Linked DNA regions of Homo sapiens: region 2 is linked to region 1. The links are chromatin contacts, found by Hi-C or POLR2A ChIA-PET in ENCODE. All regions are on one chromosome and are shown on one strand. The core of a region is the stretch at or near the end of the contact, and the rest is flanking DNA. Distances in the headings are between cores, read along the strand shown. Region 1 overlaps DYRK1B (dual specificity tyrosine phosphorylation regulated kinase 1B). Region 2 overlaps AKT2 (AKT serine/threonine kinase 2).

What was found. Hi-C counts contacts between places; a loop is a spot of excess contacts on that map. ChIA-PET counts read pairs that join two places held with the same protein, here RNA polymerase II (POLR2A).
Region 2: a map of gastrocnemius medialis shows a loop between it and region 1 (2.8-fold over the local background). The contact joins two enhancer-like sites. A Hi-C loop is called at or near these places in 1 of 168 maps with a recorded cell type or tissue (gastrocnemius medialis). POLR2A ChIA-PET finds 5 or more read pairs at or near these places in 3 of 52 experiments (HEK293, Panc1 and naive thymus-derived CD8-positive, alpha-beta T cell).

What each region holds. Positions count from the first base shown.
Region 1 is chr19:39,821,850-39,827,051 of GRCh38, forward strand. It overlaps DYRK1B (dual specificity tyrosine phosphorylation regulated kinase 1B), which reads right to left. Exons shown (of 11, transcript NM_004714.3): 9 at 4,823-5,138; 10 at 4,331-4,437; 11 at 3,501-4,237. The coding sequence ends at 3,866. Among named protein-coding and RNA genes, the nearest start is that of MIR6719, 5.4 kb to the right of the region's middle. RefSeq lists enhancers at 1,979-2,965, 2,434-2,823, 2,966-3,950. Within about 2 kb of position 2,767, at least 27 of the 41 ENCODE cell types and tissues checked have a DNase peak (open chromatin) inside an H3K27ac peak, as active enhancers do; they include gastrocnemius medialis, where a contact is called at or near this core.
Region 2 is chr19:40,266,963-40,271,643 of GRCh38, forward strand. All of the region lies in intron 1 of AKT2 (AKT serine/threonine kinase 2), which reads right to left. Among named protein-coding and RNA genes, the nearest start is that of MIR641, 13 kb to the right of the region's middle. RefSeq lists a silencer at 480-774 and enhancers at 595-1,444, 1,445-2,293. Within about 2 kb of position 1,546, at least 7 of the 41 ENCODE cell types and tissues checked have a DNase peak (open chromatin) inside an H3K27ac peak, as active enhancers do; they include gastrocnemius medialis, where a contact is called at or near this core.

The DNA.
Region 1 (5,202 bases), core at 1,517-4,016:
AAACTCCTTATGGCATACACAAGGTCTGACCTCTTGCTCTGCATCAGCCTCTAGGCTCCAACCATCCCAAACTCTTATCTCTTAAAGGAGTTAATGCCTACTCCTTCATCACCTCAAACCTCATTTCCTAGGATCCGGATTTGATTTCCTATCAAGTATTCTTATAACACTCTCTACCTTTCTTGGTAATTTCACACGTGTGATTATTTGATAGTCTAAATTACTGTCCCTATTACTGTAGGTTCTATAGGGGTAGGGGAATATTTTGTTCTCTTCTGTGTTCCCAATGCTGAGGAGAAAGAAGAGGCAAGGTGAAATACTTGTTGAATATCTTGAGCCCTCAGAAAACTTTAAGGCAGCTCCTTGGAGTTCTGTAGAAAGGGGATCGGCAGAGTCCCCGCCATGCTGGGATCCAGATATGTGCTCTTCAATAGTTTATTTGATAAGTAGTTACTGAGCCCTAACTGTGTGCCAAGCACTTTTCTATGTGTTGGAGATAACGGAGGAAGTAGACAAAAGCCCCTTCCCTGATGAAGTCAACAGTCTCCTAGAGGTAAGGGTCAGGGGAGACAGACCATAAACACAGATAAATTCTACAGAGTGTTAAACAGTAATATGATTAATGCTAAGGATAAAGTTAAAGAAGCAAAGATAGATGTGACTATAAGTCACAAATTTAGAAGGGTGGTGAGGGAAGATCTCAGGAAGGCAGTGACATCTCAGGAGAGACCTAAAGAGGAAGGAACAAGTCTGGGCTATTTGATAGATGAGTTCTTTAGGCAAAGAAAAGAGCAAGCACAAAGGCCCTCGGGCCAGTGTGGCTGGAGCACAGGGAGTAAGAAGAGTAGATGATGTCAGAGAGGTGATGAGGGCAGACAATGCAGGGCCTTGCAGAGGACTCTGGGTTTTACCCCGAGCAAGATGTAGCCTTGGAAGTGTTCTGAGCGGGGGAGGGATATGACCTGATACAGGTGCTCACAGCATCCCTCCAGCTGCATGTAAGGAACACTCTGGGGGCAGGGGTGAGAGCAGAGAGATCACTGAGGAGCCTGCCATAATGGTCTGTGAAGGAGATAAGGGTGGACAGGAGTGAAGGTGGGGAGAAGTGGTCAGGTATATTAGCTGACAGACATGAATATAAGACAGAAAGAGGAGTAAAGGACAATTCCAGTGGTTTGGGCCTGGAGAGGATGGGGGGAGCATTTACTGAGATGAACATGCAGGGAAAAAATTTTGGGGAAAGGAGCAGGAGCTCAATTTGATCAAAATTACTCTGGAGATACCTCTAGATTACCAACAGGTTATGAGGAAGGCAGCCAGTCAGGAGCTCAGGGGAGAGATTCTGGGATGGACATAGAAATGTGACACATAATGGGAGGCCGAGGCAGGCAGATCACAAGGTCAAGAGATCAAGACCATCCTGGCCAACATGGTGAAATCCAGTCTCCACTAAAAATACAAAAATTAGCTGGGCATGGTGGCGTGTGCCTGTAGTCCCAGCTACTCGGGAGGCTGAGGCAGGAGAATTGCTTGAACCCGGGAGGCGGAGGTTGCAGTGAGCCGAGATCACGCCACTGCACTACAGCCTGGAGACAGAGTGAGACTCCGTCTAAAAAAAAAAAAAAAAAAAAAAAGTGACATATACATTTCCATGCCTCTCCCAAATTCCTCACAAGACCTACGTGATCTGGCCCTGCTGATGTCTCCTTGGTAAGTTAATGGTACGCGCGCACACACACACACACACACACACACACACACACACACACATCCTGGGCCCTCCCCTTCCTAGGTATTGATAATGGTCAAGTTACCTAAACTTTTCTGTCCTAGGTATCATTTACAAATGGGAGATCACATCAGCACCTGCCTCCTAGGATTGTTCATTCAAGACATTAGCCACTGAGCATCTGCTCTACGCGCTGGAGATATCCCTTCTCCACTCCTCTCCGCCTCCCCCTCCCACACAGCCTGTCAACCTTCTGGACGTCTCTCCCATCCCCTCTTGCCCTCCCTACGGTGGCCCCTGCCCTGATCCATTCCCAACACCTCTTGCCTAGGAATCTGTCACATCTGCCACCCTGGGTTTCCTGACCCCAGTCACTTTCCCGTTAATCTATTCTCATGTCACAGCAAACTGGGCCGTACCCCTTCCCTACTAAAAATCCTCCCATGGCTCTTCATTGCTCTCAGGACAAAATCCAAGGTCCCTAAATGATCAAGAAAATCTTCCACATCTCATTCATACAGAATTTTCAGTATGATCACCAACACCAGATCGCCTGCAGTCCATGTTCACACAACAGGCTGTTTCTCTCTGCCTTTGCGCAAACCATTCCACCACACCGCCCCCGACCCCCAAAACATCCTTCCGTCTTCAGGTCTCAGCTCAGACAGCTCCTAGTCTTCCGGGATGATCTTCCTACCAAGGTCTCCTCGGGTTCCCACCGCGTTCCATGCCGCCTCCATTAGTGAACATACATAGGTCCGCAACGGGGTCTTGCCTGTCTCTCCCACTGAGCGGGGCTTCCCGCAAGCCGGGCCAGGCACAGCGGCCAGTGATGTCCGCGTGCTGGGGCCTCTTCAGGCCTCGGCGTCTACTGCCCGCTCTGGAACTGTGAGCGACAACCGGCACTCTCTCCCGGGACGGCGCCGCACCCACCTTCTGCACACCTCGGAGACCTCAACACCTGCGCCAAAGCCACCCAGTCACAGCCTTCTCTCCCTCTCCTAAACACCATGAACATCCAGGCCCCGGGACCTCAGACTGCTCATTGGCTGCCTGAAAACCCGCCCCCAAGCCTGAGAGAAAAGAACTCTGGTTGCTGTAGTTCCCCAACGAACACCGCAGAAAGCGATTGCTAAGTAGAACTTCATTTCCCACAAAGCGCCGAGCCCCAGTGGTGGCAGACGGTACCCTTTGAACTGGGCTCTTGATTGGCCGGTTGGGAGACGTACATTTCCAAATTACCGTGGAAACAGGACCACTTACCTGGAACCCCGGGAAAATCTTTTTGTCTCAGAATCTCAAAACTCTTTGTTTCGCGATGATTCCAAAGAGCTGGACAGTACACGTGGGGACAGAGTCTGTACCTATTGTCTGCCTGTTCCCCAGATGGCACCAACAAAGCCTCCTAAGTGTACTCAGCTGCTACTGGACGCCTGCTTGGCATGAGGAGCCACTCTTGTGCTAAGTCTGCGGACGCCCCGGCTTATTAGGGCACCTGTTTCCCAGAGACAGGCCAGAGCTGAACCTTTACCCTTTCAGGGTCTATTTACCCAGGAAAAGGCAAATGTAGGCCAGGATCCTGTCCACGATCTATCTAGAATGCTGATGCCCCAGACCTGCAGACTCATGCCTGCAACACGCGCCACAGCTTCCCCACGAGACGTCTCCACACCAGAGCTCCTCCAGCACCCCCTCCGCAAACCCCCTTCCCCACCATGCCTCTGAGGGTCGGGTGAGGGGAGCCGAGGCCCTGCAAACGCTCAGGCAGGCATGTGAGAAAGCTCTTTACTGGGGGTACAGCGAGGAGGAGCAAGGCCATCTCCCCCTACCTGCCCCCACCCCCTCCTAGGGTCCTGGGGTGAGGGGGGGTCTTCCCTCCACCGGACCACCACTGTCTTTGGTACAATAAATAGAAAAAAAGGGGGAGAGGGGCCCAAGGGTCCAGTCCTTAGTGGGGAGGGAGCGGCCAAAACCCTCTCCTTGACCCCCCTGCCCCAGGCCCCAATCAGTGCAGGCCTCACCCACCCCAGCTGGGTAGCAGCAATTCCAGTCAAGGAGAGAGATGAGGATGGGAGCCCAGGGCCCCCAGATGGGGGAGGGTATGGCTTCAGGAGGGGCCCCAGGGAGGGGGCAGGGTCACGAGCTGGCTGCTGTGCTCTGGGGTACACCACGGAGGCCCAGGTGAGGCCCCAGAGTGGCAGGGTCATCAGGAGGCGGGAGGGGTGGACGACCTCCAGTCATCCGAGTCCGGAGGGCTGAGGCAGCCGGGTGCTGGGGGGCAGGCGCTGGGTGAGGTGGGGAGCAGTCAGCAGGGCCGCCCACCAGGCTCACATCCATCAGCTCCGGGGGTGGTGGTGAGGTTGGTGATGGGGGACGACCAAGGTATCGGGGCTGGGGGGGTAACTGGGCCCCGGTCCCAGGCAGTGACGAGGCAGAGGCAGGGGCTTGATGTGTCTTGTGGGGCACATCACCCCCTGCCCAGGGCCGCAGCGGCTGGGAGGGTGGGACCTAAAAAAGCAAAGGAGCCATGGGTGATGGAGACCCTGGTCTCTAAGCCCCAGGCACCACCACCCACCTCCAAAGCCCCCAAAGCCCCATTACCTGGGGGCTGTTCATCTCACAGTCTGTGATAGGGGGCCCAGGGCCCCCACAATATCGGTTGCTGTAGCGGTAGGTCCGGTTGTCACTGGAGGAGCCACTGGAGCCTCCTGGAAGTGCCAGGGAGGAGAGGTGAAGGGGCATAAGGTGAGAGAAGGTGGCGAGTGGGTTTTGGGATGGCTGAGGGAAGGTCACGGCCCAGGCTCAGGTTCAGGCTTCAAGAGCAGAGCCCATCTGAAGCACCGGGCCCAATTCTGAGATTCTGGGTTGGAATTCAGTTTTGGGTTTTAGAGTCAGAACCAGTTTCAGGGCTCTGAGCCCAATTTCAGTGATTGTGTCAGGGCCAGTTGGAGCTCTCCCATCCCACACGTCATCTTACAGTTCAGGATCAGTTTCGGCGCTTTGTGTGAAGACCCAGTAACCAGGTCCCCCAGGACAGGCCAAACCTGAGCAGCCCCCACCCGTTGTACCCCATTTGGGCACCTGGGCACCCACCAGAACTGGAGATGGAGCTGGCGGTGCTGGAAGAGGGGCAGGTGTCGAGGGGCGCGGGCGAGGTGGAGGCACTGCTGCCTGCCGGGCCCGTGTTGGTGGCCTCGTCGGCCGTGCGGCGGAAGAAGCCGTGCTGCAGAGCCCCCAGGGGGCTGATGCGGGCGGCGGGCTCATACTCCAGCATGCGCAGCACCAGGTCCTGGAAGCGGAGGTAGTCGGCGGGGCTGTGGCCCGGCTCCCCCGCCCGCCGGCCCCCGGGCCCGCCCGTCTGCACGCCCAGCACCTCCTGCAGCCGCCGTGTCCCGGGGCCCTGGTAATCCTGGCAGGGAGGGGGTGGGAGGGGGGGCAAGAGAGTGGCCGTCAGTGGGCAGGAGGGGCAGGGA
Region 2 (4,681 bases), core at 296-2,795, 440 kb after region 1:
AAAAATATATAAATATGTATGTATTTCTGTATCTCCCACTGTTCTGTGTGTCAACCTCTAACGTGACCATCTCTCCCCATCCTGCCCGCGGCCTGGCTCTAGTCAGGTCTGCCCCCATCTGCCCCCACCTCTTCCCCGAGTTCCTACGCTCCACTCTTGCTCCCTCCCACTCACCCCACATTCAGCAGCTAGAGGGATCCCCAACGCTGAACCTGTCTTTCTCCTGCTCAGAACCTTTGTGGCTCCCTGGTGTTCCCAGCAAAAAAGCCAAACTCCTCAGCTGAGGATCCAAGGCCCTTCAGGACCTCGCCTCTGCTGCCCTGCGTTCCAGGTGCATGAGCTGAGACGTGCACCTAGAAAGCCCTCGGGAAAGGCTAAGGACCATGACGTTGACTATTGCACCTCTCCAGCCTCTCCGCCCTACCTGACTCTCCATGTTATGCTTCTGTCACTCAAGCCCTTCCCTCTGGCCTCCATCAGGGACAGCACCTCCTTCTGGGCGTTCTTCTCTCTCTTCCTTGAGGTCTCAGCTAAACCAGTGCCTCCTCCAGGAAGCCTTCCCCACCTCAGAGGCTGCACTGTGTGCTCTTTGTGCACCCTCGGAGCAACCCTCCCAACACCTATTAACGCTAATGCAGTAGACCAGCAAAGCGTCTTATCTAATGAGCACATGAAGAAAGAGGCCAAGTGTCCCCAACTGACCCCCACCCCAGGACCACACACAGCCAGGGACACACTACCAGACTCTCTTCATGACACCAATCTTTTTTGGGGTGCATCCTAGACCCCGGATGGTACCAGCAACAGAATGTCACTAAGACACAGCCCTGCCTTCATGAGGCTCACAGTCTGGTGTGAGGGGCAGAAAAATACACGAATATGCAAATAATCAGGTGGTGGGGAGGCTGGAGAGTGGAAGAACAGGATGTTAGCTTGGTGTGCGGGACTTGCGAGCAGACACCCGAGTTAACTGAGGGAGTGAGCTGTGTAACACATGAGGAAATGTATTTCAGCAGGGGAACAGAAAATGCAAGGACCTGAGGCAGGAGGGGGCCTGGTGAGGAGAAACACGAGAGAGGTGGACAGGGGAGAACACCAAGGGCCTTCTGGGCTATGGCTGGGACTGAGAGAAGCCCGTCCCCTACACGGACCTACACCACACCTTCCCTGATGCAAGCTCAGTTCAAAATACTTCCCAAATGGCTGGGAGGGAGAACTCAGAGTCCAAAGGAGGGGCTGATGTGGAGGGAATAGAACAGGGGCTCCATGTCTCATCTCCCCTCTCGCTGGCCCACAGCGGCCCAGGGACATCGCCTCTCAGGGCCCTTGTAATGCAGCAGCACTAAAGTACCCACTGTGGGCCCAGGGCTCGGCCTACTGCCTGGCGCCCAGTGAACAGCCAAACACATGGCTGCCATTATTCCAGAGAGAAGCAAAGGCAGCCAGGTATGGCCAAGAGTGGTCTGGGTTCCAGAGTCCAAGAGCCACCGCCAGCTGGGTGGCCTTGGGCAGGGTGCCGGCGCTCCCATGGAGTCTCTCCTGAATGCTCCCAACACCCCACCAGACAGTCAGTGACCATGCCCAGATGAGGACAGAAGCTGAGAGAAGGGAAGCTGTTTACCTCGGGTCTCCCAGCCGAGAAGCAGCGGAGGCCCTGGCCGCTGCTGGGATCAACAGAGCTGCTTTTTACAAGCTCATCTCAGCAACTAAGGAGTCAGCACAGCTGGAGGGAGAGCAGGGGGAGGAGTTGGAAGATCCCCTGCGTCCCGCCTGGATCCTGCCCTGTCCTCCCACTGAGGGTGGTGCCTCAGCTGAGGTGTCCGTGACGCAGTCCTGTGGTGATGAAATACCAGCCACTGCAGCCAAGAAGATGGCTGGCTTAGGCCGGGCACGGTGGCTCACGCCTGTAATCCCAGCACTTTGGGAGGCTGAGGTGGGCGGATCACCTGAGGTCGGGAGTTCGAGACCAGCCTGACCAATATGGAGAAATCTTGTCTCCACTGAAAACAGAAAATTAGCTGGGCGTGGTGGCACATGCTACTTGGGAGGCTGAGGCAGGAGAATCGCTTGAACCCGGGAGGTGGAGGTTGTGGAGAGCCAAGATCGCGCCATTGCACTCCAGCCTGGGCAACAAGAGCGAAACTACATCTCAAAAAAAAAAGATGGCCTGATCACTCGGGGGGCTGCCAATGGAGGACACTCAGGCAGGGGGACAGAGACTCGCCTATGGAACCCCCATAGCACGCCCTGCGGAGGGGAGTCCCTGCACGGCCCCACCACACTCATTACTTCCTAAGGTTCCTGGGCATGAGTCTTCTGAGTGCCTGGGCCAGAGCTGCAGCTGTTGACTCAAGACAAGGTAAAAAGAGCAAGAGCACCTCACAGGAGAGGACACCCACACAACCAAGAAACATACATAATCTCATTAGTTACAGGCAAATGCAAATCATAACCACCTACCTGGGATGGCTCGAATTTTAAAAACTGACAAGGCCAACTGCTGGCTCGGATGTAGAGGAACCAGAACCCTTACTCATTATTGGTGGGAGGTGCAAAATGGTTCAACTACTGTGGAAAACTGTTAAGCAGTCAAAATCAAAGCTCAATATATGCCTATCCCACGACCTAGCAATTCGTCTCAAGGAAATTAGTGTATGTACAAAAGACTTGTACTACAATGTTGACAGCAGCAATATTCACAGTAACCCCAAACTGGTAACAGACCAGGAGTCTACCCACAAGAGAATGAATAAACAAACACGTAGATCCACAGTAGAACACTACTCAGCAACGAAAAGGACTAAACTGCTGCTGAATACAGCAGGGAAGGAGTGAGAGAATGTTATAGAGTGAAAGAAGTCAGCACTCTGCCCACGCCCCTCCTGCAGCCTGGAGCCCCGTGACCACCTGAGTCAGCTCCCACCCCTTCTCCGCTCGAACCCTCCCATGCAACATAAAAGCCAAAATCCCCAAAGCAGCCCCAGGACCCTACGCGGCCTGCAACATCCCCCTTTGCTTCTCTGAGGGCACTTCACTTCAGCAGTGCCTGGCTCCCTCAGCTGCCAGGATACATGGGGACGCCCCACCTCAGGGCCTTGCAGGCACTGCACCCTCAGGTGGAAACTCAGGCCCCTCTCCACTCTCTTCAGCCTCTGCTCACGTCCCTTTCTTGAGAAGCCTTCCTAACCTCCCTAGGCAAAGCATGCCCACCCTACCTCCCCTTACCCTTACCCTTCATTTTCCCCTAAGCACCCATCACCACCGATGTTACTGTATGTGTTTGCTTACGCTGACAGCCCACCACCCACACTGGAATGTCAGCACGACAAAGGCAGGACTCTTGGCTGCCTTAGCCACAGCTGGATCCCCAGAGCTTTGTAGGGTGTTGGGCACAGAGTGGAGTGGGTACTTAATAAGTATCTGTGGAATGAACATGTACAGAGTGAAGCCCTGTGCCCAGAACAGGCTCAAAATAAGCTCAATTCCTTTCCTTGCCACTTACTAAGTCCTTTTTCTCTCGCCCCCTCTCACTGACCTGATTTTGATGCCAGACAGCACAGATGGGCTAGGGAGGCAGGTGGGGAAGCAGAGATCTGCGTCTCTTGGAGCTGGAGCTGGTGGGTGGGGCTCCTTCCTGGTGCTGCGGAGGCTCATTGGGGAGGTGGCAGCGACCCCCTCAGGAGCCTCTGTCGCCTGCACTCAGATCTGTGCCTTTCCACAGCGCCCGGAGGAAGACTTGCTCAGGAGATAAATTCAAAGACAACAGGAAGCTGGACGTGGTGGCTCACGCGTGTAATCCCAGCACTTTGGAAGGCTGAGGCAAGAGGATCTCTTAAGACCAGGAGTTCAAGACCAGCCTTGGTAACATAGCAAGACCTTATCTCTACAAAAAATATAAAAATTAGCCAGGTGTGGTGGTGCACACCTGTAGTCCCAGCTACTTGGGAGGCTGAGCCAGGAGGATTGCTTGAGCCCAGGAGGTTGAGGCTGCAGTGAGCTATGACTACACCACCACACTCCAGCCTGGGAGACAGAGCAAAACTGTGTCTCAAAAAACAGACAAACAAACAAACAAACAAACAAACAAAAAAAGCTGGCCGGGCACGGTGGCTCACACCTGTAATCTCAGCACTTTGGGAAGCCAAGGCAAGAGGATCCTCTGAACCCAGGAGTTTGAGACCAGCCTGAGCAACATGGTGAAACCCTGTGTCTGCCAAAAAAAAAAAAAACATACGTACATACATACATACATATATATATATATACACACATATATATGTATATATACACGTATATATACATATATATATATATAGTAGTCAGGTGTGGTGGTGTGCACCTGTAGTTTCAGGTACCTGGGAGGCTGAGGTGGGAGGTTGACCTGAGCCTGGGAGGTAGAGGTTGCAGTGAGCTGAGATTGTGCCACTGCACTCCAGCCTGGGTGACAAAGCCAGACCCTGTCTCAAAAAAAAAAAAAAAAAAACCAAAAAACCCAAAGACAACAGGAACTAGTGGTGTAACAGGCAGCATCTGCTCATGGGAACTCAGGAGAAAGGCACCTGGGGCAAGACGTGAGGGAACCAACTCCCTCATCTGCCACCAGCCATTCACCACTCTATAAACTGGTCCCAGCGTCTTGTGAGAACATTCTGGTAAAACTCATAAAGTGGAAAATGTACAT